2 separate regions of the Mus musculus genome follow, and region 1 is linked to region 2. The links are chromatin loops, found by intact Hi-C in ENCODE. Cell type or tissue: left cerebral cortex. All regions are shown on one strand.

What was found. Hi-C counts contacts between places; a loop is a spot of excess contacts. Peaks named below come from ENCODE experiments on the same cell type or tissue, not always from the same donor. Only the 100,000 strongest peaks of a DNase experiment are listed, where the experiment ranks them.
Region 1: a loop joins it to region 2, with 8 times the contacts of the local background. A loop is called at or near these places in 3 of 42 quality-filtered maps.

What each region holds. Positions count from the first base shown.
Region 1 is chr9:47,755,209-47,763,208 of GRCm38, forward strand. All of the region lies in intron 1 of Cadm1 (cell adhesion molecule 1), which reads left to right. Among named protein-coding and RNA genes, the nearest start is that of Gm10677, 59 kb to the right of the region's middle. In left cerebral cortex, no CTCF peak of the experiment used is centred here; DNase peaks (open chromatin) are centred at 90, 2,786, 4,104, 4,513 and 3 more places; H3K27ac peaks cover 5,968 bases.
Region 2 is chr9:48,069,308-48,077,307 of GRCm38, forward strand. No RefSeq gene overlaps it. Among named protein-coding and RNA genes, the nearest start is that of Gm40518, 85 kb to the right of the region's middle. In left cerebral cortex, no CTCF peak of the experiment used is centred here; DNase peaks (open chromatin) are centred at 504, 1,024, 3,445, 3,977 and 5 more places; H3K27ac peaks cover 6,374 bases.

The sequences.
Region 1 (8,000 bases), 310 kb before region 2:
ATAACTACCAGATTGATGTGGGTAGTGAAACGGCACTCAGAGAGGAGAGCTGTTAACACAGTGTGCTGGCAGAGCCTCGTGCTCGTGCTTAAGCACCTGCGCTGTTCTGTGACTCAGAGCAAGAAATACGAAACAAACCCCCGTCGTCAAACGGGAACCTGGCAGGAATAGTCCCTGGGTTTCCATTTGAACAGAACTCCATTAAGAGATTACCAAGAAGCACCAAGGCTGTGGCTGAATAAGCAATTGAAACCCAACCCTAAAGCTCATCTAGATGAATTCACACGGCCCTCGCTCTGCAGAGGGTGGCTGGGATTATGCGCACCTTATGTTGGTGTTTAAAAGCATGGGGTTGGAGGTATGGGGAAGAAAATAGGCCTTGAAGCCCCACCAAAATGTTCTGTAGCTGGGTCCTTTCCTAGAAGAGAGAATGCCTTCTACCACGTGGGGATGAGACCCCAGACCACCCCTTTACCACGCCAGTGTGTTTATGGTGGCGTTCCTTTTCATTCATTTCAAAGATGCTATTGAATTTGTCACAAGCCACAGCCATCTCATTCTTTCTCCAGGCGATGTTTTTTTGATAAATGTTGATGAGTTTATAACTGTAAAACCAAATGACATTTCTAGTGTGATACACGATTTACTTCTTGCATAATTATATCTAATGGCTTTGCGTGTAGAAAGGCATTTACCATTTACTTTTGTGTAAAATGACAATCTAAACCCCCAGGCCTGAGTTTTTAAATTTTTTTTTTTACACAAAGATAAAGACTTAATTAAAAACCAAACACAATTTATTTTTGTAACCAGCATTTAAGGTACCTAGTCCTTTGGTTAAATATGTGATAAAAATCACAATGCTTTCAGTAGCAAAGATCAGTGAGTTTCATTTTCCCTCTGTCTTTGAAACACTGTCGAACCCATTTAATTATCAAACTGATATCCAGGATGGCTTCTTGTTTCTCATTTCTAGTTAAAAGAGCTTTTTTGAAATTTAGCAGAGAATTGAATAATGTGTTCAGTTAATGAGGAACATTTAAGAGATGTTTCTGAATTCAGTGTGATAGCCCGATGATAAACCACCACCACAGTGCAGGCAGACTGTCTAAGCAGCAACGACATTGTAGTCCATTGACTGTGGGCAAGCTTAGCTTAGTTTTATTTTCCTTTTTTTTTTTTTTCCTGTTTTGGTTTTATATCCTGGCTATTCTAGTATGTGGTGTAGAAATGTCCTTTATATATTTTGAGGTGTTTATTGTCATAAAGTAGATGGCTTCCTAGAGAAAAACAGTTCTGTTCTTTAGCCTTCCTTGTGGGAGATAGAGCCTTATAGTCTGGTAAGGCCGACGCATGCTCAGACAGACAGACAGACAGACAGCTGGGTGACTTTCCAGACAGAAGCCTGCTGTGGCTCCAGGTCTACTACTGGCTAGTATCAGTGAGAAGTTCAAGTTCTCTCTTTCCACAGGAAAAGGTCCTGATGCTGTTTCTTTATTGAGGAAATAGACTAGGCAGTTGGAGAGACAGGTCCACGTGTAAGAGCACTGGCTGCTCTTGCAGAGGACCTGGGTTTGAGTCCTAGTACCCACAGAGCAGTTCAAAACTGCCTGTAACTCCAGTCCCAGGAGACCCTACATACTTTTCTGGCCTCCAAGGTCACTGTAAACACATGGTGCATGAACACACATGTACACAAAACGCCCATAAATGAAAGAATGAACAAATTCCTTAAGAAAGAAAGGAGAGAGAACTAAATCTAATTAGTCTCTTCTATGGGACTTAAAAGAATGTTCTTATTTTCTGCTTCAATATTTCTCAGAAACTCTTATTGAATACTTGTCAGCATCATGGGGTCTCTCCTTTTCACATTGATACTAGGAAGCAGCATTTGCTGAATTTTTTGGAGTTAATGGTTTGGTTTGGTTTGGGGGTTTGTATTTAAGGCTAAGCTATGGCATTATACGTTCACACAAGTACTATTAAGTGGCTTTTTTTGAGACATGGTCTCACTGTGTAGTTCAGGCTAGCCTCCAAGCCTTCTGCTCTTGGCCTCCTACTCCTAGCCACAGCCTTACACCATCACAGCAGACTCCTGGTTTTGTTCGTCTGGTTTTAAGGGGTGTGTGGGCATTGCTAGTGATCAAACTAAGGGTCCCAGACTTGATAGATAAATTCTCGACGACTCTGCTACCTCTGCCTCTTACTCCTAAGTGGATGGAATTGTGGCCACCTGACCAAATCCCAAAGCCAAGGAAGCTATTGGTAAGGAAGAAAAAATTAGGGAAGAGGAGCAGGGAAACTGTTTATCATAGTAAGCACACAAACAGGGGTAGGTAGTTATCTGACACCTGAGCTGGGCTTCAAAATTTGGAGAAACGCTGCAGCCAAATCTAATTCGTGGGTTTTGAGGTATGAGAGATGTGAGGAGTGCACAGACTTATAATTAAAATGCTAGGGGGAGCCTCCAGCTTGTATCTCAGGTCGGGGTTTTAATAATGCATCTGTGAACTGCCTTCTATTGCCTTTAACAAAATCATGCAGCCATAGTCACTGCAAGTTTCTTTTTAAAAATCTATAACGAACCAGTGTGTATGTGTGTGTGTGTGTGGGGGGGTGATGTTAAACTAACATTTAAGACCTTTCAGAAGGCCTTCAGAATTTATTGGAGGAAGGCACAGAGTCACTTTCTATGGAAGAGTGGCTAGGAAGAAGCATTTTCATGCTCTTAGGCTGCGACAGGTGGTATAGATTAATGTTGAATACATACAGAATCTATTGAGACTAATTAAAGATGCATATCCACATGGAATACCACATCTCAGTGGTTCTTTGGCAGCCAGTCTAACCAGCACATGGAATGTTTATACCAAGCATTTTTCAAAATTAGCCAAGAATGGTAGCAGTGAAACTCCTCAAAACTGCCCTAAAAGAATTCTTAGTTTCTTCGTGTTATAGAGAATCCCCTGAGAGTCTCTGCCTCTGAACAGTACTCCTCGGACTAGAAAAGGTTATAAAGTCTGCTCACCTCTGATAATACAGTGATATGCAGCAGCCCTTAAAATACTACATGGCGGTACAAAACCATGGCTGACTGTATCCAGATCTTATATGCAGAACTCAGTTTAGCAACTTAGCATTGACTTGTAAGAAGGTATCCAGGACCTTTCCTTCCTAGGAGGGCATCCATCTCTCACCCAAGGAGGTGAGATGGAAGGGCCTGTCACTGGAGCTTCACTCAGGAGACCGAATTAGCACATTGGCTCCTAGCCCTCCATCCCTTCCCCAGGTTGACTGAATACCCTTTGGTGAGTAGAATGTTTCTCACCAATGCTAATGAGCAGTTCACTTTGACACTGTACACAAACACAATCTGGTGGTTGCGTTCAGATGTTTTTCCTTCCTGCTAATGAATAAACTCCCAGTGGCTCACAGTTAGCTGAGGTAAGCAGTGACTCGAGGTGTACCCCCCAAAATGATTTATTAACTGCCATAAATGGAATGAGCTGGATTTTAGAGAAAGTACAGGGTTGTCTTGACCTCAAAAATCCAGGGTAAAAAGATAATTTTAAATAAATGAGCTTAATACTTTTAGAGCATATCCCATACCAAAGTTTTTATTTAAGACCAAGGATGTCACTCAGTGGTACAGCATGTGTGATGAACATTGTGTAGCCCTGGCTTCAATCCCCACCACCATAATAAATAAATATGTGTGTGTATGTGTGTGTGTGTGTGTGTGTGTGTGTGTGTGTGTGTGTGTGTGTGTGTATGTATAACTTTGAAGTGGGGATTGTAAAGTTGAGAGTCAGGAGAACATACGACATGTAAGAGTTCCTGATTCTCAACTGGCTGAAGAGGTGTCATCTGGCAGTTTTCTTTTTTAGTAAGCTCTGACTTGAGCTTCACTGGGCCGCCAGCTACCTGCTCTGTAATAAGAAAGAGGCAGTTTCTCCATTCCTTTTAAGATTTTAACCAAAAAAAGCAAATCCTATAGACTTCAGGAAGAGTGTGTATGTAGGGTGTGGGGTGTGTTCTGGAAGACGCGAGAAGGGGCTTCGAGAACTTACACCAAAGAGATTAATATTTATAGACATCAGCATTGGTCTCTCACCAGCATTTATAACCCTAGCAGTGGCAGATTGAGGGCTGAATCAACGTTTTCCGCCCCTCTGTAAAATAATAAATGCCGTAGAGTAGCTCTCAGAACTGCCTTTCTCATAGGGATAAATCAGGACAGTTTGTGTTGCAGGAGAGACTTAAAACTTATAAATATGTTGCCCTTTAGGCTACTATTCATCAAATTGTCTGATATGAAATCTAGACTAAAGGCTTTTGTTATTGTGTGTCTGCGTATTCTCTTTTAGAAGTATAAATTGGAAAGAGCGCTGTCATTTTGGTCATGCTGGCCTGCTGTGCTACTTAAATGCATGTCCCTTTTGGGATGAATTTGAAGAGAAGGAAATAGTGGGAGTTGACGACTGCACACTTTTCTACAGATCCTTTTGGTCGCCTGAACTTCCCTAGCAGAAGGCATAATTTCCAGCAGGAAAAATACAGTAAATAACTGCTTGACAAATGACCTATTTTACTGCAGCCGACTTTCTAAGACACTGGAGTGGAGGCATTGTTCCTTACAGGTCCCATCTGGGTTCAGAGAGACCCCTGCTTTTCTCCTCAGTCCCCAGTGCGAGTGGGCCCAGCCACAGCTCTGCACAGGGCCAGTTGAGCCAAGGCTTGTGACAGATGCTGCAGGTCACGTGGCTCTGTAGGTCTCAGAGCATCTCAAATCTCACTCGACTTTGCAGTTCTGCAGCTGAAGTTCCTGGCTTCTGTGGTTTGGAGTCAGAGTTGAAGCTCGAGCGCTACCCTGTGCTCCCCTCGGTGCCTTTAGCTGTTGAATGGCATATGGTGTGTGGAATCACCTGCTGTTAGGAGGCCCCCACAGAGTATGTACTAAGCAGTTTTCCTTTCTAAAGTGTGGTACAGCTCCTAGTTTTCCAGAATAACTAATTGGGAGCATAAACCTCACTTTGCCCTTGAATGGTTTGCAATTTAGGAGACCTGAATAATGAAAACGGAGGACCTATGAAAGCAGCCAACAGGCCCTGCCGCAGCTCGAGTGTTTGTTTGCCCAGTTGGTCAGGGAGAGCTGTTGGGGGATCGCTACCCTGGGAAGAAATGGCAGCTCTTAGGAGCTTGCGTGCTGGTGACTTGGGAGCATCTTGAGAGTCGTTACCACTTGAGGTCTGTATCTTGCCATGTCAAGTTATACAGGAACAAGACTCAACCCCCTGGTTGATTCTCTTTAGAATTGGCCTGAATGCCATTATGTGGCCAGAAATGCACTGTTTGTGTTCGGGCCGAGGAATGATCCTTGGGAGTCCAGTCTCAGGGGCCTGGCAAGGTAGAGCACAGCCTTGAACCAGACAGTGCAAGGAAACTCATGCCCAGATATTTTCACCTCTGGTTGGTCAGCACAGCCAGCAGGAACAAGCTGTGTCCCAAATCCTACCTGCATGTGGCTTCACAGACTGCGGCCCTGGAGCTGTGCTTGTCCTGAGCCCCACTTGTCCGTTTGAGATGGTGGCAGTTTGACTTGCCAAGTCAGATTTCTTGTACTTGGTACAAGTCAGAATGCACAACCTTATCACTGGTAACTGACTCGAAAGAGGGGCTCAGGGACAGGAGAGCACAGGCTTTCTCTTTATCAGATGCCTTTCAAGCCGCTCCGCATGCGTGTGATGGCTAGCACCATGATGAAGACTGACAGTTTCATCAAGAAAGCAAGGAAGAAAATCTGCAGACAATAAGTGGGGGCTGTGGTTGGCCCTGCTCTGTTTACCCTCCATGGTGCCTCCTGGACATCGAGCGGGGAGCTGGGGGGACCCTTCCTCAGGACTCCCGGCACTTGGTCCTTTCTTTTGCTGCCCTTTGTGAGCCACAAGGGTAACTTGAAGACTTACTGAGTGAAAAGCTCAGGAGAGTTTATGGACAGACCTACTGAGTGGTGCTGGTAGCAACCAGGTGTGGGGGTTGGGTGGGGGGTGGCTGGCCTTGCCTTGCATGAACAAACTGCCAGCTTTGCTCAGCCTCTCGTCCTCCTCTGCAGCTGAAATCCATCTCAAACTGCAAATATCTTAGCAAAGTGCGCAGACCAGAGAAGCTCAAGTGTAGAAATCAAGCCTGAATTTATAGACACAGAACTTCTCAGTACTGTTACCCATCACTTATAGCTACTGACTTAGCCCCCAGTCTCTTTCCTGCCCCTAAGATAGCAGCAAGCAAGGCCAGTGGTCTGTGAGATCCCATACCATGCTAACCGTCCCAGGCCACTCAAAAATCCCTTCTTTCCTTGACTTAGCAGGGATCAGTAGACGTCATTGGTGGCGGCGGAAGGGAGCAGCATGGTCTCCAGAAGGGAATCCTGTTGCTGACAGTCATCTTCCCTTGAGGTTTCAGCTCAGCCCAATGACCCTGTCATAATGAGATGGTGACGTTCATGAAGCCGTTCCTAAAGCTCCTTTTGGAAAGTGTCCTCCAACGTTAGGCTCCCCACCCAGCCTCACCATCTCCTAAGCATCACATTCTTTTATAGAAACAAAGGGGAGAATTGGATGCCTCAGGAAGGAGCCTTTGCCAAAGAAAGCAATTCTGGGTTAGTTTGTGTGGTAGCCAAGGAAATGTATCGAGCAGGGTAGAACATGTCTGTTGTTCACAGAACCTACATAATGCTTCAGAAATGTGTGATTTCCAGTGTGTGTTAAAATAAGAAGTGGTTGTTTGATTTATCTCCCACAATGGTATGGTATTCTTCTTCTAAGAGGCATTTCATTTGCAAGCCAGGCACTGTAAATTTGAACTGAATATGTAAGTAAATACTCCGTAAGGAGATGGAGTGATGGCTGTCCTTGGCAGAGAAGATGTTATAAGAATGAAGCATTTGGTTTTGGGGAAAGATTCAGCATTGGAAGTACATTAGAATCCAGAGGGGTCAAGACAGTTACTGTGCCAGCCAAGCAAGCTCAAAGTTGTCCTGAGCCATAATTATAGATGTCCGCCTACAAACAGAGTAGTTTAGGTGTTATAGCTCCCATATTTGCCCTCAAGCACTCAGAAATACATTGGAGCCATTAGTTGACTTTGAACTTCATTTTTGGGGACATTGCCTGGCTGCACGGCAGCTTGGTGTGTTACAGTTTTTACTGTGGCATCTCTGCATGGCAGTGACAAAGGCAGTGACAGTGTTTTATCAAGTCCTAACAAGATTGCCTCCGTGCATAATTGTTAAACTAAAGAGCTGTCGATCCACTGATGTGGAACAGGCGAGAAACTTAAAGAATAGAGAAAACCCATAATCGCAGAGTAACTTGTATCTCTGATTTATTCTGATTTATTATTTATCACATCACGGTTAAAACAATTTCCTACGGTTTTGTGTATTTTTAATATTATTTTGACATTGAATTTTCACCTAATGCAAAGGAAGGTTTCAGCAACTTTTTGAGCATTTATATATGCAGGTAGTTAGGGGGGCGGAAATCCCTTTTTTATTAAGATACAGGATGCATGTTTATCAAAATTCATCTCAGATTCCATTTAGAAATAGAGATATCTTGGTTTTGAAAGAGCTTACTGAGCTGCGAAGAATGACAGATATTACTGACAGAACAAAGTTACGAATGATAAAAGAGCCCAGCAAATGCGTATCCCCGAGTGGCTATAAATTAACCAGCAGAAGCAAGAGTGCTGTTGGTTGGTGGGCATAGAGCAAGCATTAAGTTGCTGTGCGTAGGAGGGAATGTCTAGTGAGCATCCCTGTAGCTTCTTGCCAAAGTATCTAGCCACTCAGTAGCCCAATCCTGAATGGTGGCTGGTGTGAGAGCCCACCACTCTGCGGGACTCCTGCCACCAGACAGAATGTAGAGCCAGAGCCCTAAAGGAGACCACAGGCACAGCAGCTGCACAGTGGGTCCTGCAGAGAGTCCAGCTGAGAAAGT
Region 2 (8,000 bases):
ACAAATGAAACAATCAGCAGAGTGAAGAGACAGCTATCGAACAGGAAAAACTCTATCTGCCAACTACACACCGGAAGAGCAGCATCTAGATGTATAAAAAACTGCAGAAATTAAACAACAACAAAATCATCTCATTGACAAATAGACCAGTGGACTGAATAGACAAATCCCCACAGAAGAAGCACAAGGAGCCAACAAATACTTGGAAAGGTGTTTGAAAGCCTTCGTTATCAGGGGAATGCAAATTAAAACTACTTTTAGGTTCTACCTCACATTCATTTGTCAAAGTGGTCAGCATCAAGACAACAAATGGCAGCAAATGGTACCAAGGATGTGGGTAGAGATGAGGACTCCTGTGCTGCCAAAGTAGGAGCTGGTACAGCCACTGTAGATCCTGACAGAGATGCTTCCATGTGACCCAGCGACACCACTCCTGGGTATGTACCTAGCAGCCTCTGAATCAGCACGTCACAGAGACACTTGCACAACCATGCTTGTTACTATTCTACTCACAAAGAATTGAACCAGCCTAGAATCCCAGCAGCAGATGAATAGACAAAGGAAACATGGTCCATGTACACAATGGAATTTTATACAGCTGTAAAGAAAAGTGAGATAATTACATTTGCTAAAAAATGGATGCGATAAGCCAAGCTCAGGAAGACAAGTGCTGCGTGCTCTCCTTCCTCTGCCGAGCCTATATTTAAGTTTTATATATAGGAGTGTGTATCTGTGTGTGCTTATTTTTTAAAGTTATTGATCATTTACTGAATACAGGCATTATTAGCCTCTCGGGATTTGAAACTATGTAAAACGTATTGTGTTGTTGTTATGGGAGAACTTATAATTGGCCATTTGCTTTAACTAAATGGTAGGCTCCTGCCATCCTCCCCAAATGTCTGCTTGAATTTATAATTAGTAATATGCTGGATGAGATACTGGCTTTGCCTCTAAATATATTTCTCATCTGCATCTATGACACACAAAGAAGACCTTTCTAATTCTTGAAGCCAACCTCCAGCATCTTTGCGTATGTGCTAGTTTACAGAACACATAGGCATATGAAATGCCTCTATTTTTATCCTAAGCTTGTGCATTTGGAAGAAAGGAAGAGATGTTTACTTACAGATTAGAATATATATTAATTTGGTCTTAAAGGGGAAATGACTGCTTCGTTCATGCCCATGGTGGAGGATTGTACAGGAAATTCTAAATTCTGGCTCTGCAGGTCTGAGCTACATGCAGGTCAGTCTTTCTGGTGTTTTTTACTTTTCTATTTGCAGGAACTTTGATATCTGAGGCAGTGATGTCAGCCTTGGCCATATGATAGACTCAGGTCAATGAGATGTTATCACATAAGTTATTTTATACTTTACATATACTTTAAGAGCCAGCATTCAGTTGCGAAATTTCTCTTTCTTCTTCTGCCTCAGCATCAACACATCCTTGACCAGAGCTGCTGTTTCAGTGTGGGTCACTAAATAAAGAAGAATATAACATCCGTGTAGCATAGAAAGAAATAAGTTTATGAGGTGGAAGCCATTAAGGTTTTCAGATCATCTGCTACTTCAGTGTAATGCAGCCTGAGATGACTCTCCTCTACGTTAAGAACAGTATGGTTCTCTATGATAGGAGGCCCCTGTTCTCTCCTTAATCCAATTCATTCATTTGCATTTGTAACACGTGACTTTACTTTCATAGAATCAGCACATTGGACAGCAGTGTAATTTTTGGAGGGTCAAGTACAAGAAATATCTTACCTTTTTTTCTTCTTCTTCTTCTTCTTACAAATACTAGGACAGCATTTCATGCTGATAATCAAAATTTCTAGCTCTAATCTTTAATATCAACCGATTACCTGGGTTGACTTCAAGATAAAAGGCAAGAATAAACTGTGATCTCAATTTAATTTTTTTAAAAATGAAAAAAAGAAAAAAACCTAACTGTGGTTTTTGAGATGACTCATTGGGTAAAGGTGCTTGTGGCCAAGCCTCATGACCTGAGTTTGATCCCAAGGACCCACGGGATAGAATGAGACTCCCCCAAGCTGTCCTCTGACCTCTGTCCACGCACCTGCATTTGGATGAACACACCAATAAATCAATGCAATGCAGTTTTAAAAAAATCATATTGACCAACTCTCCATCCTGAAGGTGCTTGAAGCTTGAAGCTCCATGACCTTTCAGCCCAGGCTTTCATGCTATTTAACCCATGCTTGTCACAGAAGAAATAATGTTATTGCCATTGCGCTTGTATTCTATCTGCTTGCTCTTCCCTTGAGAATAAGGATAATATTTTGTCCAACATGCAATACATATTATATCAATAGATTCATTTTTCCAACCACTCATTTATTGATTCAATGATTATTTATTGAGTAGTTATTACTATATGTCAGATAAAGTTATCAGTCTAGGGAATCCAATGTTGAGCTAACAGATATGGTCTATGACTCAAGGAGGAGACAGGCACAAAACAATTAAGAAACAGAAAAACAAAAAGAGTTTAAGTGTTATAAAGGAGAGACCCAGGTTGAAATGCTAGATGATATTAATGATCTATAGGTGCAAACTTAAAAGGGGGTGTTGAAGAAGGCTTCTGTGAAGAGGTAAAATCCATGCTAAGGCTTAGTTTAAGAGTCAGCTTCAGAAAAAGGCTTCATAGAGCTAAGAAAGCAGAAGTCAAAATCTCCAAGACCAATAAGATTTAGATTGGTCCTTTATTTGAGGAGCTGAAAGCCATGGCATTTTCATAGACAGACCTGGAAAAGGAGCAGTTAAAAAATGAAAGGACTTTGGATTTTCAACAAATTCTTCTGGGACAGCAAGAGTGGGAGTTTAGTAACCTTTGACTCCACCAGGTTTGGGCTACACATACACACCTGTCATCTAGTAATGCATTTGTGAGCCTGCGACCCTTACCTGAATGTTCTATGCACACTCGTGCTCCTCTCCAGATGATGCACTTCACAACCTGTTAGCAACCCAGGACCCACTTGCTCTGAGCTGCATGTACACCCCTCTACGAACAATGGAATGAATCGGTCTCTCTTCTGCTTAAAGAACACCGTTAATACTTATAAATGTGATAAGGAATGTGAAGATTGCTAACTGGCCTCCTGTAAGAGAACAACTTCCTCAGTGTGCCTTTTAAGACTTTTTTATCAGGGAGGATATGGGTAAATTTGGAGGAGAACAAACTGCCAGAGTCATGCACACACACATGCACACAAAATATGATCACAGACCAGATGGACGAGGTGGCAGTGATGGGGAAGTAAAGGACAGGTTTGGCTAGATTTCAGATCAAGTAATTCTGACATGACTACCAGATGAATTGGGGAGAGAGGAGAGAGAGCAAGGTGAGGCTTCTGTTTCTACCTTATGTAAGGAAGCCATTTACTAATATGTAATCCACTAGGAAAGAAACAGCCTTACAGTGGGAGGAGGTAAGAATTCTCTGCTGGATATGTTAAGGATGAAAGGTCTGGAAGATAAGTAAGAAGAAATGTTGTCGAGTGGGCAGCAAGAGACATGAGCCTATAATGGAGGGAAAAAAAGCTTTGGGCTTAAATGAAAAGCTTAGAGTTGCCAGCATATAGATGTTACATAAAGGCACAGGAATAAGGGAGATGTAAGGGACCCAGCTGAATGAATGAGTGGTTGGATGCATGAGGAGGATGAGAGGGATGAGGGGAGGGGAGGGGAGGGGAGGGGAGGGGAGGGGAGGGGAGGGGAGGGGAGGGGAGGGGCTGACGGCTCCATTAACCACATGAAGATCCTAGAGCAGCTGGCTGGCCAGTAGAGACAGAGGGAGGAATGGGAGCTGCTTGGGTTCCTGAGCTCCTAGTTCAGCCAGAGTTCCAAAAGGGTTTCTCAAATGAGAGCAGGGCTGTGGGAGGACTGTAGCCGAAGAGAAGTCTGTAGGGCACATCAGCCCTGTGGGAGGTTGAACTGTTAGAATGGATGCTGAGATGGTTGGGCAGCCCACTGGGAGTGGGAGGAGTTACTTACTGACTGGAACATGAGTACAGGATTGAGGTGGGCAGAGAGTAAGCATCTGGGAAGGAAGTGGGGAGGGATGGGATGGTGGGAGGTGGTTGCAGCGCAAGAACAAAAGAATTAGATAGATGGGGGAGGGCTTATGTACTGGCTAGTTTTGTGTCAACCTGACACAGCTGGAGTTATCACAGAGAAAGGAGCTTCAGTTGAGGAAATGCTTCCATGAGATCCAACTGTAAGGCATTTCCTCAATTAGTGATCAAGGGGGAAAGGCCCCTTGTGGGTGGGACCATCTCTGGGCTGGTAGTCTTGGGTTTTATAAGAGAGCAGGCTGAGCAAGCCAGGTAAAGCAAGCCAGTAAAGAACATCTCTCCATGGCCTCTGAATCAGCTCTTGCTTCCTGACCTGCTTGAGTTCCAGTCCTGACTTCCTTGGTGATGAACAGCAGTATGGAAATGTAAGCCGAATAAACCCTTTCCTCCCCAACTTGCTTCTTGGTCATGATGTTTGTGCAGGAATAGAAACCCTAACTAAGACAGCTTATTTAGAAGTTCATGACCAAAAAAGCCAATGAAACAGCCAATAAGGATGAGGTTGGTGTCTCTGGCCAATCCTAGCTGGCTTCTGCGGGGATTGGCTCAGGTGGCACAAGGAGTGACTTCCGGGAAGTCGAGAGAAGTGGGCAGCAGAGGATGATGGAGCCTCAGTGCAGATGGCAAAGAGATAGCATGAGAGAAAAGAGGGCTGGAGAAATATGTCCTTAGACATCTTTTGATCTTGGGTCTACAAGTCAGGGAGGATACATCAGAGTAACTAGTGTCCCCAGACCTCTGCACAGGGAGAGGCCTGAGTGTTCCGGAAAATACTTTGACATGGAGTAGTTCTGAAGCAAAAGATGAAGTTCCCAAATTGATGGGAGAAGATACAGCAAAGTAAGAAAAACCAGCCAACCTGCTCTGAGTAAGACATGGAGAGGGATTTAGAGTTTGGGTGAGAGTGAGGCTGGTAGCCAGGGAAAGGAAGGTGGTAAGATGGCTGGAAGTGCAGACAGGCTGAGAGGGAATCCTGCTTTCTAGATGAAGGTTCTTGGGAAAGTGATAATGTCGATTGAGGTTGTTGTGCCGCGTGGTGCACTTCCTTGTTACCCACATTTCAGCACAAGCCTCCTGAACTCAGAGAACATGCATAGAGAGGAAGGTTCTCATCATTGGATAATAAAGCGAACCCCAAGTTGAAAGTATTTGAAGGCGATCTGGAGGAGGAGTCATACCTCATCCAAGAGCCTTCTGAGAGAATGGGTTCCCTTCTGCAAGTGGGGGATGTAGCCAGTTCCATTTGAATCTTAAATACCCTCAACTGACGTCAGGTTTTATGTATACTCTGCAAGATGTGGCATTCAGCAACCTTAACTAGGTGTCATCTCTTCCCTGTTCAGGATGCTACCACAGGTAAATAGTGTCTATTTGTTCCTGGTTTTCAGATGGGAACTGGGAGCCTCAGAGAGGTAAGCTAACTTGTCTGATGTCACAAAGCTTTTTAGCAATGGAGGAGTGGTTCAAACTCAGATATCCCAGACTCTGGTGTTCCTTTGATTTCACCAGATCTTACTTGGACACAGTTCCTAGGAGACAGTGGAAAGACTGACATCTCTAACAGAAGTGGCAGGAGAAGGCCTTGGGGGGTGGCTCAGTCAGTAAGCACTCATCCTGTGACAAAAGCTGGGAGTGGCAGCGCAGACCCATCATCCCAGCTCTGGGAGGTACAGACAGAATTAGCACAGGGGCCTCACTAGCCAGCCAATCTGGATTCATCAGCTTTTTCTAGGTTCAGTGAGAGATGCTATCTCAAAAAAATTTAAGGTGGAGAAATATTGTGGAAGGCTTTTGATGTTGAACTCATGTGTGCTCACACCTGTCCACACACCTGCACATGTACCTAAACACACACACACACACACACACACACGGGGGGGGGGGTGAGGAGTGGCGTAAGGAGGGAGGGAGGGAGGGAGGGAGGGAGGGGGAGGCACAAGTATGCAGGGTTAGGGAGGGAAGGAGAAAGGGAAAAGAAACAATTGAGGAGTGGGAGGAAGTATTTGATGATGTAAACTTATTTCTGTCTCTCTATCATTCCCCACCCCCAACCCCTTCCATCTGCCTTGGAGATTCTGAGACCAGCATTATGATGCTGGGAGGGAGGAATGGAGGGGAGGAGAGAAGAGGGGAAGGAAGGAAGAAGAGGAAAGGGGAAGAGAAGAGAAAGGAGGAGGGGAGAGGAGAGGAGAGAGAGAGAGAGAGAGAGAGAGAGAGAGAGAGAGAGAGAGAGAGAGAGAGAATTAGTAGGTTCTCCCTCCCTGTTTAATTTTGGATGCCTAGTCTCTTTGTAAAGTAGTTACTTTCTACTTGGCGGAGCAGACATGAACAGTGTTAATTTTATAATTGGCCTACCACCCTGGGTGCCCAATAAACATTTGGTGCCAAACAACATTCTTCCAGCTCAAACAGCCTTCTCCTTCAAGCCATCGGGTGCCGTGTGTAGGCCCTGAGGCCTGTGCATGCTTCAAATAGGCTTAAACTGTGCACTTTCTACTTCACAGCAGGAACTGGCTCCTTTAGCACTTGGTTTTCACCCAGGATCTCTCCGGGTTATACTCTGGCTTAGTTATGCTAAATGATGACTTTTCTGGGCCCAAATGTGAAAACAGGGCCTTGATTCATAAGTACACAGTCGCTTGGTCCTCTCTGTGGTTGTCCAGCACTCTCCAAACCTCAGTGTGGTGTCTGCATTATTGAGTCCTCAAAGGGTGGCAAGAGTGCTGAACAGAACTCAGGGTTGTAAGTTGGAAAAGCTGGCCCCTACCCAGGTTTCTCCATTAAGAGCTGATGGGGGGGGGGGGCTAGCAAACACATAAGTGGATGCTCACAGTCAGCTATTGGATGGATCACAGGGCCCCCAATGGAGGAGCTAGAGAAAGTACCCAAGGAGCTAAAGGGATCTGCAACCCTATAGGTGGAACAACATTATGAACTAACCAGTACCCCGGAGCTCTTGTCTCTAGCTGCATATGTATCAAAAGATGGCCCAGAAAGAGAGGCCCATTGGACTTGCAAACTTTATATGCCCCAGTACAGGGGAACGCCAGGGCCAAAAAGTGGGAGTGGGTGGGTAGGGAAGTGGTGGGGAGGGTATGGGGGACTTTTGGGATAGCATTGGAAATGTAATGAGGAAAATACCTAATTAAAAAAAAAAAAAGAGCTGATGGGGGCATTTGTTTTCTCTGGATCTCAGATCCTCCACTGTAGAGGGAGGGACTAAGCCTGGATTGGGGACGATGGGTGTGCCTCCAAGACAAAACTGTCTATCCAGGCAGGGAAGGCGTGGAGTCAGGAGCAAGAAGCTAGCTGGCCACATTCTATCATGGTCAGGAAGCAGAGAGAGGACAGGCTATAAAACCTCAAAACTTGCCACAGTGACCAGCTTTCTTAAGCAAGGTTCCATTTCTTGACCACCTTCTTAAACAGCAGGACCCCCTGGGGCAAGTGTTCAAACACATGAGCCCATAAGGGTGTTTCACTTTCAGACAAGAGCAACAGACATTGCAAATGTACTTCCTGTCTGGAATATTCTCAACACTGTGTTCTGCCCTGCCTGTTAGTAGGCTGTGTTCAATGTCAGGAGACAACTCTGCTTTGTCTGCTCAGAGAAGAAACCACCCACCTGGTGATTGCTTCAAGGAAGACTGCTTCAAGCTGGTAGGAATCTGTCGTGCTCTTTACTCCATCCAGAATTCTATTCCCTCATGCAATGGACTTTAAGGGCATTTTATAGCCACTCCCATTGGGAAAGTCTTTGGGTTTGAACTCCTCTGTTAGAACGTTATGTTTTACCTTTATTTTCCTCTTGAGTAGAAGAAAAGGATGTTAGCTTTCATAATAAAGTTAGGAAAGATCTTTGAGATAACAGCGATTTGATGCTAACAACAGATATGTATTGAAGACT